Linked DNA regions of Homo sapiens: region 2 is linked to region 1. The links are chromatin loops, found by intact Hi-C in ENCODE. Cell type or tissue: Calu3. All regions are shown on one strand.

Region 1 (2,500 bases):
CAGCCCCCAAGTAACTAGGACTACAGGCATGTGGCACTGCACCCTGCTAATACTTTTATTTTTTTATAGAGATAGTATCTTACCATGTTGCCCAACCCGGTCTCAAACTCCTGGGCTCAAGTGATCCTCTTTCTTAAGCCTCCCAAAGTGCTGGTATTACAGGTGTGACCACCACACCCAGCCTTGTACTTTGTTTATTAAGTTTTCCTAATAGATTCTGTAACTGAAATGTAAAAAAAACTTTTATATGTAGCCTAAGCTGACTCTATTATTTATCAGAGAAATACTACAACCTGACAAATATGTTGGTTATATACTTATGTGGCCTGCTAAATTTGCAGAGACAGAGTAAGTAAAGGTGGAGAAAGGTTTCTGGCTTTGTTATGCCTTAAACAATTTTCTGAGATTCACATTTATTGCTTTAATAGGCTATCAAGAAAAATGAAGTAATTATCTGAGATGCAGAATTCTGTTGATCTGAGCATGGACATTTGTTCCTCCTCCCATGAGAGGCCAGTTCTTATTTTTCTCATGAATCAAATCTATTTAATTCCCATGAGCTCTCTGATTGGAAGAGTGTACTTACATACAACAGCAGAGAATTATGGCACCTCGGCTATTATCACATTCTAATCACAGCTTCTTGCATTTGAGGCTTATGATACAAAGCAGAATTCAAAATGTCAGTTTCTTGAGGTTCAAAAATCAGTTCCATATATGCTGTCTTGGCAGCAGCCAAAAAGGACAAATTAATAAAACATTATGTACAGTACTAAAAAACTGGGAGGTAGGCAGAGAATGGAGATGTACGTCATCCATTAATCAGTGACCTAACCAGAAAAACATTAGTGAATGATTAAAGAAAGATGACCCTAAGGGACTTCAGGGGGATTCAGACAGGCTTTTGTCAAAGCCCCCAAATCTAATGTAATTTCAGGCTGGCCTCAAAATTCAATTTGTGTGGAACCTCTAAGTCATCTATTCCGCAACGACATACAGCATAATTGCATTTGAACAGCTTCCAGCACAGCACTGAGAAAATGTCTTGTTCCGGGCCCTCAGTGCCTACGAGGAAGGCAGTCCAGATGACCACACAGGAGGACGGGCTCAGTAACAGAGTCTGCTGATCCCACCTGCTGACCGTTGCCCTCCACAGGAAGCACATGTTTCTGCTTAATTCCTGCCAGCTTTTGGCTGTCAGGTAGGGCATCTGCAACAGGCAGTTCCCGAGGGCTGCCACCTGGTGCTGTCAGTCGGCTTCAGACCAACAAGGAAAAGGGGAGGCATTCATCGATGTGCTTATTTTTCTGTGTTTAGAGTATTTCTTGGGACTTAGAGTTTTCACTTGGCAAGTTAACTGGTCTTTTTAGTTAGGAGAGAAAAAAAAGGAATTTTGCTTGCTTTCCCTTAACTCAGTGCTCCCTGCTTTGGAAAAGCTATTTTGTAATACCTGGTTCACCCTCATTAAGTGTCTGCAGCTTCTCCACACTACTGAATGGTTGCTTGAAAATATACTTAAAAGTTATATTCTAAACATCATAACTTGAGAAATAGTCATTAAATCCCATTATGTTTTAATGTGTAGTTACAATCACAAATAGGCAAAGTTAGTGTTTCAATCCCATTAGAAAGATTAGACAAAAATAAAACAAAAATAAATGTCTCAGGAGGAAGATGGAGCATTCCTTAGAAAATACCCTTTTTGGCTCCTGTCTCAGTAGTTTATAGCATGCAAAGAAATAGAAGATGTTCAGTGAATGTCAACAGTTAGATGGTATTTCAACCTCAAAAAGACTGCTTATTCTGTTCCAAAATCAACTTATATTCAATTTTCACTCATACCTTTCATTTTGCATCTACAAATGCAGTACAACTTTCCATAAAGCCAATTTGATGTAATGAAATTGATTGAATAAGAAGCATGATTTGATTTTCCCAGATTGCTTTAAGTAGTAGCCTAATTGTGAATAGGAATTAGCACTTGGGTAAGAAGGAAACTATTACCCTGAGGTCTTAGTCTGTTTTGGCTGCTATAACAAAATGCCATAGACTGGGTCATATAGAAAAAACAGAAATGTGTTGCTTACGCTCTGGAGGTGGGGTGGTTCAAGATCAAGGTGCCAGCAGATATGGTGTCTAGTGAGGGCTCACTCTCTGCTTCAATGATGATGCCCACTACTTGTGTCCTCACATGGCAGAAGGACAAAAGGGCTCCTTCAAGTTTCTTTTATAAGGGTAAGAATCCCATTCATGAGGGTTCTGCCCTCATGACCCAGACACCTCCCAAAAACTCCCATCTCTTACTACTATGGCCTTAGGGGTTAGGTTTCAACATATGAATCGTAGAGGGCACAAACATTCAGACCACAGCACCTAGTGACACAGATATTTTCATTAGTGGGTTTTTGTTTGGCTTATCCCACTGATGATTGACAAAAGTGATAATGTTAATAAAATGTATAAAGATGTTGGGTTAATAATAGTATCAGTAGTAATAGGA
Region 2 (2,500 bases), 500 kb after region 1:
TAAAATCAGTATAATAGTTATTTCTGAGGGTAGGATAGAGATGAAGACTGAACTGCGAACAGATATGATGGAATTCTCTGGAGTGGTGGAAATGTTCTATATTTTAACAGGAGTTGGGATTACATAAATGTATGTGTTTGTCAAAACTCACCAAGTAATATACTTAAGATTATGCAAAATTGTGCATAAATTTTATCTTAAAAAATGAAAATTAAGCAAATGTTGATAACTCTACCAATATATCACACTGGTATTTGGGGTGAAATGGACAAATATGCACAAGTTATTTTTAAATGCACAAAAAAATTAGATGGACAGATTGTAATAAAGCAAATATAGCAAAATATTAACAACTGAAGAATCTAGGAAGTGAGTATACTGGCATTCACTGTACAATTCTTTGAGTTTTTCTGTATGTCTGAAAATTTCAATAATAAAATATTGTGGAAAAAATAAAGAGAACAATCAGAATTCAGAAGAAAAAAATTTTACACTCAAACATGTTTTCTCCAATATTTTTCTCTTATATATTAACATTTTAACCTGTCTAATGTAATGTCAACTGTGACTATCTTCTAATGAGTAAAAGTTAAAGGATGACATATTTTTAAAAATTTGAAAGACATACCCGAATTTCTTGAAGGTTGTGAAAATTATTTCCTACTCTGACTGAGATCTTGCTTGGAGTATAGCTTTCATCAGATTTGTAGTCTGCATAAATACATAATGTCTTCACTGTTGTTTTTCTTCTAAAAGCAATAAAGTAAAAATAACATGCACTTCATCATATGAAAAGATTTCCAATGCATCTTATCTTCTGATTTTAAAAATCATAGTTTGCTAAAAGGAGTATTTGAATCAACATTTTCATATCTTTTAATTTCAACAAAAATGAAAAATGTAAAAATATAGGTCCAGATAGTATGTTAAATATAGGCCCAGATAATATGTTAATTATACAGACACCTATGTAGAACATGGTCAAGAGCCAGATGCAAGCAAAGAAGGATCAGTTAAGCCAAATTAGGTACTTTATCATGCAAACAAGCATTAAGGATTTCCATCCTCTTCATTTGTATTTTAGACAAAGAAATTATTCTCATAAGTTTGGTTTCCTTTACTAAGTACTTACTTCATTTCCTATATTAAATACTTGAAAATAACTAGCTAAGTGAGGAACTGGGTCCAGCAAAGAGAAAACTACCTTTCCTAAAAAATACAACAACCTAGTTTTAATGCAAGAAATAGAATTCTGCTGCTGATTCTTTCTTTCTTTCTTTCTTTTGCTATTGATTTTAAAATATACATATCCTAGGGAAAGAAGAAACACATAATAGAAAACGAACCTCAGAAAAAATGCAAGTGGCCAACAAAACATGAAAATGTGTTCAACGTCTAATAATCAAAGAAAGAGAAATTAAAACACACAGAGATATTAGTTTTATCATCATATTGGAAAATATTTAAACAACTGATAGTACTCAAATTTGATTAGAAAAAGGTGCTTTCATCACCAGTTAGTAGAAACACAACCTTTGACCTACTAATTCAAACTTCTGAGAATGCATTAAAATACAGTAACACAATCACTCAAAAATTGATGTCTAATGAAGGCTGGCCTTGGAGAAAAAAATGGATGCAGAAAAATCTTGTCCTGTGATTAAATCACTAGAAAATTAAAAACAGCCTAAATATCCATGACAATAGAGAATTGGTTAAATAAATTACAATATAGCCATTCAACGAACTGCTATAGAACTATTTAAAATAATCATGTACATATATAGTTACAGTAGAAAAAAGATTATAAAACAATATATACAGAAGAATCACATTTGGGGGAAAACAACAATTTTTTAAAGGCATGTAAATCTATATTTGTATATAGAAAAAGACCTAGGTGGAATTACCCAAAAATAGTAAAATTAACTGTTTTCGTGGGATGGGACCATAGGAGATCTTTATTTTCTTCTTTATGATTTTTAAAGTTTCTGAACAATTTTTCAGAATGAGCATGTGCTATTTGGCCACCAGGAAAAAAAAAATCTAGGTGATTTTAAAAACCCAAAAACCCATTAAGAAATCTATTTACATGTGCTTTAAAAGTTAAGTTCTAGTATAAACTGGCACTAACTTTGTAACAATGAGCTCCTTGAACAGAAGTACTCTGTGTCAAAAGTCAGCCTATAAAAACAGCAGGGGCTCTGTAGCTCTTAGTAAGGAGACCAAACTTCTGTAGCCTAAGCTATTCATTAGAAAGGAATAGGGAAAGTTAAGCACTTTTCCTCGGATCAAGAGGTAAAACACTAAATACCCAGGAACTGCTGACAGGATAAAGACCATTATTAGGTTTTTAAAAGAGGCCAAAGGTATCAAACTGACATCTTTCTCTCTGCTGAGCCAGAAAGGAGACAGGAGAGGAAGCAAAGAAGGACAGGAAATTTTTGAAGACCTTTTTCCTTGATGAGCCATAAGCAGGAAGTAAATGGTCTTTCTTCTT

What was found. Hi-C counts contacts between places; a loop is a spot of excess contacts. Peaks named below come from ENCODE experiments on the same cell type or tissue, not always from the same donor. Only the 100,000 strongest peaks of a DNase experiment are listed, where the experiment ranks them.
Region 2: it touches region 1 in a loop (2.3-fold over the local background); 5 of 110 quality-filtered maps call a loop at or near these places.

Annotation. Positions count from the first base shown.
Region 1 is chr4:144,561,398-144,563,897 of GRCh38, forward strand. LOC105377462 (a long non-coding RNA gene) reads right to left here and starts at 750. Exons shown (of 7, transcript XR_939273.3): 1 at 587-750. In Calu3, CTCF peaks have their summits at 1,231 (motif pointing left) and 1,456; a DNase peak (open chromatin) is centred at 1,174.
Region 2 is chr4:145,063,944-145,066,443 of GRCh38, forward strand. It overlaps ANAPC10 (anaphase promoting complex subunit 10), which reads right to left. Exons shown (of 5, transcript NM_001256706.2): 4 at 629-749. Among named protein-coding and RNA genes, the nearest start is that of ANAPC10, 33 kb to the right of the region's middle. In Calu3, no CTCF peak of the experiment used is centred here; no DNase peak of the experiment used is centred here.